Regions from separate parts of the Homo sapiens genome. Here region 1 is linked to region 2. A link is a contact called in ENCODE Hi-C data. All regions are on one chromosome and are shown on one strand. Each heading gives the region's core, a stretch centred on a gene start or an enhancer-like site at or near the end of the contact. The rest is flanking DNA. Distances are from core to core; before and after follow the strand shown. Region 1 holds the start of SCN3B (sodium voltage-gated channel beta subunit 3). Region 2 overlaps GRAMD1B (GRAM domain containing 1B).

Region 1 (6,409 bases), core at 128-2,627, 38 kb before region 2:
TCCTGACCAACATGGAGAAACCCCATCTCTACTAAAAATACAAAATTAGCCGGGTGTAGCAGCGTATGCCTGTAATCCCAGCTACTCAGGAGGCTGAGACAGGAGAATCACTTGAACCCGGGGGACGGAGGTTGCGGTGAGCCAAGATCGCGCCATTGCACTCCAGCCTGGGCAAGAAGAGCAAAACCCCGTCTCAATAAATAAATAAATAAATAAATAAATAAATAAATAAATAAAATCAAGTCCATTCGTCCGAAATGTTCTTGGGGGAAGTCACAAATTGGAAAAGCGGTTGAATTAGGTCAACTTTAACTTCCCATCCAAATTTAACACAGTATACATGCTTCAAGGCCTAGTCCTCCAAACAGCACAGAGTTTATGGCCTGGTGGCTCCCTGCCCAGGAAGATCCGACTGGGGACATTCTGTTACTCTGTGAGATGTCAGGAGGGAGCATTTCCTGCTTCTGGTCCACTCACCGTCAGCTGTTGCTCTGTTATTCCATTTTGGAATATCAGCGTTAAGCTTCCCCTTTTGGAAAGAGCAGAAGAGGAGAAAAAGGAAGCTGAAGAAGGGCTCTTGGATTACTCTTTTACTTCAGTTCCAGGCGTTCCTAATCTGTTATGTCAATTTGAGTTTATAGTTGAATGTAAAGTTTCAGGTTTCCCTTCCAGAGATGGGGCGGGGGCACTCAAACAGCTGCTAGGACTAGGGAGTGGCTAATAGTTGGAAGACGCCAAACACAATCTATCTGCTTTATTAAAAAGGAGTAATTAAAGGAAAAGGGAGAACTGCAAAGAACCTGGGGAAGGGAAGAGGAGTCCTCTTGGGCCCCCCTCCCCTTGCGCTGACATTTGGATCACCTCACTGAGTGATGAGGTGAAGACAGGAACAGGTGCGCCTCATCCCTACCCCATTTGCCCTAAACAGGGATTATCTTGCTGAGTTTGCTGTGTCCGGGGCCAATTAATCAAGGCTAGACAAAGGATAGACAGCGAGAACTGGAAGGCATGGGGTCTGGGAGGCGAAGCCAGGAACCGCGTACGGCGCGCCTTGCAGATGACATCATTGCCTGAAAGAGCTCTGGCCCTTCTCTTCCCGGAGCTACACCCGGCAAGTCCGTGCGGGAGCGGAGTGGGTTTGCCTGGAGGGCGTGAGCCGAGGGCGGCGGTGCGCCCGAGCTCGGGGGAGGTGCGGAGGCGCGAGAGGGAGACCTGGAGAGACCAGCGAGCGCGCGAGCAAAGATATCCCGGCTGGAAGTGTCTGCGCCGCTCCCGGCTCCGCCCCCGCTCGGCGCGGCGCTGGGCCTGGGAGGGGCACGCCCATCAGGGGGTGGGGAGTGTGCACTAGGGGGAGGGTCCGGGGCGGTGGTGGTGGCGGAGAGCCGCCTGCGCATGTCAGGGCTGACAGCACACACGGCCTGGGGGCCTAGAGAAGGGTTGCTGATCACCTGCCACCCAGGGTCGGGGCCCCGCACCATCCGGGGGCGAGCTCCCGGGAAGGGGCTCCGCCTCTACACCCACCCCCCAACCTCTGACATCGCCGGCCGAACGGGAGCTGCCGCTTCCTTCCCGGCCCCGCTGCACCTCCCCAGGGAGCCGAGGGCGGGCGTGGACGGGACCGACGTGGAACGCATTCTGTAGCCCAGACGGGCGGCCCCGGCGGCTTCGGGAGTGGGGTCACGCCCAGCTGGAGAAGCAGTTAGGGCGGACGAAGCAGGAGCCGCGGGGCTGGGAGGATTCCAGTCGGAACGCAACCGATCCTGGGGAGGCGAGAGGTGAATCAACCTGGACCCTTCCACAGCCTGGCTGCTAGGCCAGCAGTGCGACTCCCTTCCGAGCTGAGCTTACCCTGGGCGCAAACGAGCGAGGCAGGGGCGCGAGTGGAAGCTGGAGTTCCGGGGTGGGCGGGGAGGCGACTGTCCGTGGTGCTGAGCGCCGGCGAGAGCGGGCGCGGAGCGGCTGATCGGCTCCCTCGAACTGGGGAGGTCCAGTGGGGTCGCTTAGGGCCCAAAGCCCCCACCCGGCTCCAAAAGCTCCCAGGGCCTCCCCAGGCACCGGTGCTCGGCCCTTCCTTCGGTCAGAAAGTCGCCCCCTGGGGGCAGTTCGTCCCAAAGGGTTTCCTCGAAAGAATCTGAGAGGGCGCAGTCCTTGACCGAGGGAATCTCTCTGTGTAGCCTTGGAAGCCGCCAGCCCCAGAAGATGCCTGCCTTCAATAGATTGTTTCCCCTGGCTTCTCTCGTGCTTATCTACTGGGGTAAGTACCAGCACCTCGCCATGCCGGATGCAGGTAACAGTAACAATGCTAACAATAATAACACATTGATGTCGTTGGTGACAGAAAAGAGCTCTGGCTGGCTTGCCTCTGTGCGTATCTGCCAGACATGGAGATGGCAGGGGTTCCATGAGAGCTGGGATTTTGAGATGGGAAAGGCGCCTCCCCACCGCCCTTCCCCGCTATTCTCCAACCTCCTTTGGTGGTTCTTCCGCCCTTCCTCCAGTTTCCTGATCATTCCAAAGTATTTTTTCCCTTTCCCTTTGCTGAAAGGAAATGCAGTCACGTTCACGAATAAAAACCTCCTGTGTGGTTACATTTTATTTCTCATCAAGGAGTCTATACTCCTGGAAAGCTTACTGGGTCTTCAAATTCGTTTCTGTATATTAAAAAAAAAAAAAAACCATAAAAGCTGGATGCATGAATTTTGAGAGTGAAAATACTTTAGTTGCTCATCATCTTCTTAATTTTAACAAGGAATGGGAAGAAAACAGCCTTCAGCCATTTACTGCTATATATTAAATAAATAGGCAACTGTGAAATGCATCTTTCTTTTTCTTCTTCTTCTTTTTTTTTTGGTTTGTTTGTTTGTTGCATGAACCTGTGGAACTAAGATGCTTTGGTGTTAGGGGAGGAGAGCTGGGTTTTTGCCTTCAAAGGTGAATAGATTCTTGCTTGTCAGCTGTGAGAAACTGAGGTGACCTTCCCCCTCCAAATAAGGGAATCTTACACTTGGAACAGTAAAGGCTGAAGAGAGTGTCAGAGACGGTCTTGGAGTGCCTGAATGTGTGTAAAGGGGATTGATCTATGTGATAATGTCTGATTGTGTGATTGAGACAATGTTTTACTGTATGTAAATATATTTCAGTGTCTGGATGTGTGCACTAGCATGTGTGTGAGCATGTTGGCATAGACATCTGAATGCATGGGTGAGTGTAGTAGTATGTGTATGGCAGGGGTGGGGGTGGTAGTTCTGGGCATGTCTGCCTTGGTGTCTATGATTAGATCCTCAGATAAAATATAGGTTCTCTTCAGCAGACAGATTGCTTTACATGATCTTAGCTACCTTTCTCCGTGCAAAAATCAATACACAGGGTAATTGGACACAATTGTACCCACCTGCCTCCCTGAAACGAGGCATGTGAGCTTATGTTCCCATGGTTGGCATGAAACTCATCCTGCCTATACGGTGGCAGACATGCTGATGGGAGCTGCCTCTTTGCTTTAGTATTACTTTTTCAAGCCTCCAGGACTAACTCTAGCTGCCAGCATTATCTGGATTTTGCATGTGACCAGAGGCAGAGCCAAGCTTCCTGTCAAAATGCCTGATGAGACGGACTAGGAAGGTTGAGGAGGGAGGTAATGTCAGCCCCAAAGGCGGACTCATCACCAGCCATCCCCAGTAGAGTAGACCAGACCTGGAGATGGAGCAGCTATAATATGTTGCCAATGATCTCACCTGCCTTGAAGATTAAGGCTGAAATTTTCTCAGGGGAGGCTAAGGCTGAGGACACGAGGCTTAGAAGATGTTAGCCTGGCCAGATAAAAAGAGCGTCGGTAAAGCTGAAGTTGTGGATAAGGGTTGGAGTGAGACTCTGCAGAGACTTTCTTCCTGAACTCTAATCTAAGATTTTGAGATCCCTGCCTGAATTCCAGTGGAGGGAGAGAACATGCTATCATCCAAGAATCTTTTAACTAGAACTTGTGCAACCTGCATTGGAGTCTCAGCTTTGCCACTAGCTTACTATATAACAACCTTAAAGTGCTATCTGGTTCCTTCTGTGTAATGTTTGGAAGTTGGCACGGGTGATATCTAACATCCTTTTCAGCTCCACAGATGAATGGTAGAGAAATCTTTGAAGAATATTGCTAGAATTGACAGAGTGCCCATCCCCTCCCCGACCCCAAAAAACTTTGGAAGAAGTGTACACAGTATGCCCATCTTTGCCCATTCTCAGTTTCTTTGCAAACTGAGTGTTGTCTCACCAAACTGAAAAGCTGTGGAAGGGAAAGAGAAGTGGTTCAGGACACTTGGTTGTTAACTGTAAGAAAAACAGCTTCCCTTCGCCAGGCGCAGTGGCTCACGCCTGTAATCCCAACAATTTGGGAGGCCGAGGCGGGTGGATCACCTGAGGTCAGGAGTTCAAGACCAGCCTGGCCAACACGGCGAAACCCCATCTCTGCTAAAAATACAAAAATTAGTCGGGCATAGTGGTGCGTGCCTATAATCCCAGCTACTAGGGGGACTGAGGCAGGAGGATTGCTTGAACCTGGGAGGTGGAGGTTGCAGTGAGCCAAGATTGTGCCACTGCACTCCAGCGTGGGCAACAGGGCGAGACTCCATCAAAAAAAAAAGAAAGAAAAACAGCCGCCCTTCACAGATACAATTTCATTTGATTTGCATGCAATTCCAATATTGAACAATAATGCTGGGTTAGATGTGTTCCCCCTTCCAAAGTTGATTTTTTAATATGATGTACAATATGAAGGGAAAGAGTCTTTCCATTTACTTTCTGCATGCATGAAAAAAAGTTTCCTTATTTCCTTTGTTAAAGCATGTAATAATTTTTATTTTTTAAAGAGATTTAAAAAATAATACAATACAATAAATAATTAATACAATAAATAATTAATACAATAAAATAATAATAATTGTATTAAAAAAATTAATACAGACGATGTCTCGCCATATTGCCCAGGCTGGTCTCTAACTCCTGGGCTCAAGTAATCCTCCTGCTTCAGCCTCCCATAATGCTAGGATTATAGGCATGAGTCACCATGCCCAGCCTTTAAAATAAATAAATAAATAAAACCCTATATTTGCCTGTGCATCACAGTTTACAATGTAATTTTCAATACATTGCTTGTTTTGGTCCTCATGTCTATCCCTGAGGTAGTCAGGGGAAAGAGTGCTATTTCCAGTTTAGAGATGAGAAAATGAGCTCGGGGAAGGGAAAGGACTTGCTAGAGAACCCTTGTTTTCTGATTTCAGTCTTCCAGTGCTCCTTCTAGCACCTCTCATGGACACATGTGCTACTATGCACAATCGCCAGGAGGGCACCTGTCCTCCCATTTCTCTTCTGAGCTACCGTCCCATCTCTCCCCAACACCATCACCTGTCCTAGGGCCTCACTCACTAGCACCTAGTACCTTCTCTGCCCTTCTTCTCCAGGCCTGCCCTTCTAGTTGCCCTGTGTGTTTTCCTCTCTTCCCCTGGTGATCTTTCGTGCATCCTATTCAAGGCCCTAAGTGACCAGCTAAATTGACAGAACAAGTCACGTCAGGGTGTCAGCATCTAAAAATAACCTCATTTATTACCCCTTTTTGGAAATTGTTTATATTCTAATCAAATTTTTCATTATCTCAGTGCAAAGGAAAGCATTCTAGAGCAATCTCAGGAGGAAAAATTGGGCATTGTCCAAAGAAGAGAAAGATTTGAGGGTATCAGAGAAGCTGGTTCATAATTCTTTATTATCTGCCTCATGATAGATGGATGCTACTACTCCCTAGTGAAATATGATCATTATTAATAATCATGTTTTTCCTTCTCATAAATTTCTTCATTATTATTATGGGAATTGAAGAGAAGAACAAAGGTCAAATGATTTGGTCAACATTATTCCAAGAGTTTGTTACTTTTAGTCAGCAATGTAGTTTGAGCTCCTGCCATATTTACAGCCTTCTTTGAATACCTAGAGGGTTTCATAGAAAGAAGGGCAGTGGTGGACTGGGTGCTGTGGCTCATGTCTGTAATCCCGGCACTTTGGGAGGTCAAGGTGGGTAGATCACCTGAGGTCAGAAGTTTGAGACTAGCCTGGCCAACATAGTGAAACCCTGTCTTTACTAAAAATACAAAAATTAGCTGGGCGTGATGGCAGGTGCCTGTAATCCCAGCTACTCAGGGGGCTGAGGCAGGAGAATCGCTTGAACCCAGGAGGCGGAGGTTGCAGTAAGCTGAGATCATGCCATTGTACTCCAGCCTGGGTGACAAGAGTGAAACTCCATCTAAAAAAAAAAGAAAGAGAGAGAGACAGAGACAGAGAGAGAGAGAGGAAAAAAAGAAAGAAAGAAAGAGAAAGAAAGAAAAAAAAGAAAGAAAGAAAAAAGAAAGAAAAGAAAAAGAAAGGAGAAAGAAAG
Region 2 (6,229 bases), core at 1,060-3,559:
CTGCTCACTGCCCCCGGTTCCCCTGTGCCCCAGATCAGAAGTGGGCTGAAACTATAGGGAGAGATTCTGAGTTTCCCTGTGGGCTCATCCCAGAGGGATGGGGAAGGGCAGTGAGGCAGTCCCAAGGAGACTGGGAGACAGGTATCATGGCACTGGGTGGGATGAAGGTGGAGGTGAGGGGACGAGGCCAGGATTACCTTTCTTGGAGCCTTAGACCCTGCCAGGCAGTGAGGGTCTGCGTGGTGTATTCCAACATCCAGAGTTTGTAGAAGAGCATCATGTTAAGGATGACCAGCAGCACCAGACTAGGAAGGAGACGTGGGGAAAAAAACATCAGCAGTGAGATGTCACCTGAGCCTAGGACATCCCCCATCCCAGAGGCTGCTGTCCCTGACCGGTGGGCCATCCAAAGCATTGCAGTGAGTGACTGAGCTGGAGGGATGGAGCAAGGGAGAGAGAGAGAGAAGCAACCTAATCTGGATGGGCCAGGATACAGGGGAGAGCCATGGAGAGGGGCATGGGATGAAGGCACTAGAAAGGAGAGATGCATAGGCACCCAGAACCTGGGCACCTGGGGGAAGAGAGGTACGGTGGGGAGGAAAAGAGATGAGGGGGTAAAGGAGAAATCATAGAGCCAGTACCTGAAACAGATCCTAATGGGAGCAAGGAAGAAAAATGGGGAGGAGGCAGAGGTTAGAAACAGGCAAGTGTGGGGAAGGGGAAACCTGCACTGAAAATCAACCTGGGAGTGAGTGAGAGTATATGAGAAAAAAATACTAGAAGCAAAGACACAATGGATGAGACGACCCAGCAAGGACAGGGCACAAGAAAACAACAGACAGACTCTTAGTATTTCCACGGGTGCTAAATTGAGAAAAGACTCCCCCTACCAACCCAACCTTAGGACCTAACTGAAGGGTGAGACTGAAGGAGGAATTCCAGTGGGTCCCTAGCTCTGCCAATGATACCTCTTACAGATGTTAGCAGAACTTCCCGCAAGCTGCAAAGTTCCCTGCCTCAACCTGATACCGGCTGGCAGGGATCATGCAGACAGGCTGAGGTTTCCCAGAGTCTGGGTCAGAACTGGTGAGAGACAGGGGAGGCAAGGATCATCCAGGGGCTGGAGGGGCTGTGGGGAGTCATAGAGAGACTGCAGAAATTCTCTCCTTCTCTCAGCCTCACTGGCTGCCTAAACTCACTGTATAACAAGCTCATAGGATGAAGAGATGAAGACATCATCATGGGTAGAGAGGATCCAGAGACACACAAAACTGGATGCAAACCCTGGCTCACCACTTAAAAATCTCTTAACTTTTGATCAAGTTTCCTAGCTTCTCCAACCTAGGGACAGTAATACCTATCCTACTGGGGTTGTTCTGTAGATGAAAGGGAATATATTGTAAAATATCCCGGCACACCACAGGCCCTACACAAAGGGTAGTTCTTATAATTAATGGGGGAGAGGTAGACACACATAAGAAAAGAAAGATGACAAAAAATGAGAAGATAGGCTGGGCATGGTGGCTCACGCCTGTAATCCCAGCACTTTGGGAGGCCAAGGTGGGTGGATTGCTTGAGCTGGGGAGTTCAAAACCAGCCTGGGCAACATAGCAAAACCCCATCTCTACAAAAAAATATTTTTAAAAATTAGTCAGGTGTGGTGACATGCACCTGTGGTCCCAGCTACTAGGGAAGCTGAGGCAGGAGGATTGCTTGAGCCCGGGAAGGGGAAGTTAGAGTGAGCTGAGATCATGCTACTGCATTCCAGCCTGGGCAACAGAGTGAGAACCTGTCTCAAACAAACAAACAAACAAAAAAAAAAAAAAAAGGAAAGAAAGAAAAACAGATAAAAGAGAGATGGATAAAAGACCAGCGAAGAAAGAAAAGCTTATGCTATGCCTTAGGCTTTTCAAAGCTTATGCCTGTGCAAGTGGTACCGTGTGTGTCATCCGTGCTTCTGGTACTGTGGAAGGTAGTCTTCCTTAAACTGACAGCCACAAATTTCTGGGGCTGCTGTGTTCTCAGGCCTCTCTGAGTTGTCCCCAAGGCCTTTAAAACTTTTATGTTGAATTTCAGTGCCACGGTCTTTAATTTTATCAGCACTCACTGGGTCATCTGAACACCCGCCTCTTTGGCACAGCCTGCTCACGATCTTGGTGCCTGCATTTGGGTTTATGTTTGCAATCCTCTCTGTGCTAAGTGAAGGTCAAGGGATACCCCTGTGTGCTGTCTAAGTGAAGCCTGCGCAGTTGTCGAAATAGAGAAAGGAGGTGGCTGAGTCACACTGCAGCAGGCATGTGGGGGCAAGAGCCTGCCAGACACAGGGCAAGCTGTGCTGTGTCAGCCCGTCCCACGTGTAGGCTGTCGGCAGACACTTGGCCTGGATCCTGCAGCATTGAATTAGAGAGTCTGATCATTCTAAACTTACAAAACCCAAAAGTTAGTTAATAACATGCTATACAATTTGCTCAGGGGTGCAGGCCTTCTCTACTTAAAGTCAAAATGCAGAAAGAGCTTAAACACAGAACTAACTTGAGGTTACAGTGCTCTACAAACCAAAATCCAATACAAGAGATTTAATTTAACAGAACAATGGCATGAATCACATTAAATCGATGTTGCTAAGTGTGACTTTTACTAGTTTTACAGCTACTTTTATTTACTTATTTATTTATTGAGATGGAGTCTCACTCTTTCACCCAGGCTGGAGTGCAGTGGCGCGATCTCAGCTCACTGCAAGCTCTACCTCCCGGGTTCACGCCATTCTCCTGCCTCAGCCTCCCGAGTAGCTGGGACTACAGGCACCTGCCACCATGCCTGGCTAATATTTGTATTTTTAGTAGAGACGGGGTTTCACCATGTTAGCCAGGATGGTCTCGATCTCCTGACCTCATGATCCGCCTGCCCCAGCCTCCCAAAGTGCTGGGATTACACGTGTGAGCCACCGCGCCCAGCCAACAGTTACTTTTGTTTTTAATTTTGTAAAAATATCTTCGTTTCTTATGCTGTCATCAGAAGAATTTTGCATTTACTTTTATTTGACATATTAAGGTTGGTGAAAGAGTCCACCTTATGTTTCTCATGGCTTTCCCTCCTGTAGTTGGTCCCCAGGACCGTCCTAGACCTTGTCTTCTTTGTCACATGCTATACTCTCTATGGATGCTTTCATTCACACCAAGGCTGTAATGTTATGGATAATTAAGCAGTGACTGCAGCCTACACTTGTCATCTGAGCTCCAGGACCACATCAGCAGAAATCTGTCACCTCTTCCTGGATAACCTATGGCACCTGAGACATACCTGGAACTGTTAATGTCTTCTTTGGAAATGCTTTGCTAAATTCCAGATGTCTGTGAATGACACAACCATGTATGGTCCCTCGAATCAGTAGCGCATCTTCCTTCCCTACCTCAGCCTCCTGAGTAGCTGGGACTACAGGCGCCTGCCACCACGCCTGGCTAATATTTGTAGTTTTAGTAGAGACGGGGTTTCACAATGTTAGCCAGGATGCTGTCCATCTCCTGACCTCATGATCCGCCTGCCTCGGCCTCCCAAAGTGCTGGGATTACAGGCGTGAGCCACCATGCCCAGCCAGCATAGCATCTTTCTATGCAAGTTACTGTGCCTACTGTTTTATAATGTCATAGCAATTATTATAAATAGTCTACATTAAAATAAGCATCCACTTTTCTTGTATTGTAGGCATTGATTTTGTCTGGCTACCCTGCCAACGTGTGGGCTCCATGAGTGCACAGTTCCAGTGCCTGGCACAGAGCAGACACCCAGAACATCTAATGAAGGAATGAACTCCTAAAATGCCCTCTAGCATTTCTCTGTTAGCATTTAACCATCTGTGCAGGAATTTCAAATGTTCTGTCTCTCTCACCCACTTGAAACTGAAACCCTGAAGGGTATGGATGCTGCATGAAGCATTTTCTTCTGAAGGCCTAGCATACAGTAAATGCTGAACAAAGCAGAGAAAAAGAAGCGAAGAGGTAAGCAACAGGCAGAGCAACCAATCCAGACAGAGAAGACTAGAGGATAAGGCAAAAACCAGGGCAAACAGTAAGGGTGCTCAGATGCTTCAAGAGACGAGGGCTGGGGCACCAGGCTGGAAAGGGAAGGTGGTGAGGGCAGGATAGGAAAACCTAGAATCCCTTACACACAGCTGATAACCAGCAGCAGCTTGGACACGCTCTGCAGGTGGAAACCGTTGGGGGTGTCCTCCGGGATATGCCGCGTCTGTGTGGAACCTGTGGGGAGAATTAAAGAGACCATCACCATGGTGACCCACAAGTCCAACAACTGCTGGTGGGGACACTGGTCAAACAGCAAACATCAGAGACTGATGGAAAAATGTCCATGACACTGTGACAGCAACGATATGCGGAGACTGCCAGCTCTCCAAGAGGAGAAGGTAAAATCCTCAAGGGCAAGGTCATGGGTTGGGTCAGGTCATCATTGAACAAATGAGAAAATCAACAGGCCCATGTAGCTAGGATACACAGGCCCAGGACAAAGGGATCTTCAGCTATGGGAGAGGATGTGGCATTGGGCTAGGACTAAAGACGGCTGGCTTCTGGGTCTGGATCTATTCCTAGTAAGCTACATGATGGAGGACAAGTCATGTAAGCTCTCTGAGAGTCAGTTTACTCAAATGCAATGTCAGTCAGAAATCTTAAATGCAAAACACGTAACATGGAAGTGCTAGGGGTAAAGCTAGGCGGCATGCAGAAGGCTGGCACTCTTCCCCCACTCTCCCCTCTTCTTCTGCCTCCCCTGTCCATATCCAACTCAATTAGTTGGTCTCTAAGGCCCCTTAGAGTCCCAGGTTTCCAGGATTCAGCAAAGACAAGGATGTGAATGGCTGGGTGGGAAGAGGAAGAAATATTAAGGGAGTCCACGGCCTGAGAGGGCAAGCCTGGGTTGGCCCATGCGGGTTGAAGTGAACGGGGACTGTCTTGGTCTCCCTGATCTTTGTGTAATGAGGTAATCTCTGTGGTCTGAGCTGTGGGATCTCCTTAGTGTATTTCCCAAGAACTTGGAAGCTTCATACTTGAGCCTATGCAGGTAGCCATGGAACTAGGGCAACACGAAAGCATAAACACTAAGGCAGCTTTTGTTAATTAGAGCACACATATGGGTTCAGCTGGGGCTGAGGAACTTAAAGAGCAAAGAGAAACAGAGCATTGGGAGCCTCAGATTTAGTGACTTACGTTCAAATTATATACAAATTATAGCCAAGGTGCAAAATGAGTGTGCATGTGTGTGCCTTGGTGTGGGCATGCAGCTCCAGCCCAAAGCTTAGTCCACCCGACCTGTCCCCACCTGGCACACACCTGCCACATGTTTGATCCTGTGGCCCACATCCTCATCTGTGGGCGTGGTGACCGGGCTCATCACCTCTTCCAGGTGAGGGACTCGCAGGTGGGCATGGGGACGCTTCCTCCTCCGCACCGTTGTAGTCTTGCTGGCCTTCTCTTTGGGAGATTGTCTGTGCATCTCAGCCAAATAAGTGCTCTCCGTTTTGGCCAGCTCGCTCTCTATCAGAGACAAAAGGACCACAGGAGAGGCCACCTTCAGCCCTCCAATGCAACTCTCTGCAGAACCATTTTCCTATTCTGTATTCTGGGAAGTTGGTTGGGTGGGTTGAGGATCCTCAGGGATGCCCATGAGCCTCAGGAGGTACTTGTGGGACCCAGCCCCAGTCAAACCCTTCCTCTGGGGTTGTTCAACATTGCAAGGAACCATATGTTCCCAATATCTGCACCCTCATGTATACAATTTGGGGCATACACGTCTTAAATAGATGCATTCACAGGCATTTTACAAATACTTCTCGTCACAGAGCCACCTATATCACTAGGTCTGTGGTTCCTTTTGGGGTGAGGGGTGTTTTATAGATCCCTCAATGATCTCTTAAACATCCTAGACACAGTCTAGAAAAATGCACTTGTCCACATACATGCCAAATTTGGTGTCCACTTCTGAAGCAGGTGTGGGTACCTCATGAAACTACTTCACCTTTCAGTCTCTGCCTCTATTCTCAATACCATTCCCCTGAATGGTGGGCGGCCGCAGTGCAGTTTACCATCTCTGCAGCCCAGCTAGCAGCAAGGATTGCAGTGCTCACCTAAATGGCGGAAGTAGTCCTCCAGCCCACTCCAGAAGTTCTTCTCGATGAACGTTTTCACTAACCCCCAGGGCTGTTTTCGATAGCGCAGCTCTG

What was found. Hi-C counts contacts between places; a loop is a spot of excess contacts on that map.
Region 1: a loop to region 2 is called in a map of transverse colon, with 19 times the contacts of the local background. The contact joins the promoter of SCN3B here to the enhancer-like site in region 2. A Hi-C loop is called at or near these places in 2 of 168 maps with a recorded cell type or tissue (endothelial cell of umbilical vein and transverse colon) and 1 of 37 single-sample maps with no recorded cell type.

Annotation. Positions count from the first base shown.
Region 1 is chr11:123,649,592-123,656,000 of GRCh38, reverse strand. SCN3B (sodium voltage-gated channel beta subunit 3) reads left to right here and starts at 1,377. Exons shown (of 7, transcript NM_001040151.2): 1 at 1,377-1,775; 2 at 2,175-2,254. The coding sequence starts at 2,200. It overlaps LOC105369543 (a long non-coding RNA gene), which reads right to left and starts at 2,316. Exons shown (of 3, transcript XR_948124.4): 1 at 1,849-2,316. RefSeq lists silencers at 1,134-1,363, 1,924-1,993.
Region 2 is chr11:123,612,769-123,618,997 of GRCh38, reverse strand. GRAMD1B (GRAM domain containing 1B) reads right to left here. Exons shown (of 20, transcript NM_001387025.1): 15 at 6,134-6,229; 16 at 5,340-5,543; 17 at 4,163-4,253; 18 at 198-305. Among named protein-coding and RNA genes, the nearest start is that of SCN3B, 39 kb to the left of the region's middle. Within about 2 kb of position 2,309, at least 5 of the 41 ENCODE cell types and tissues checked have a DNase peak (open chromatin) inside an H3K27ac peak, as active enhancers do.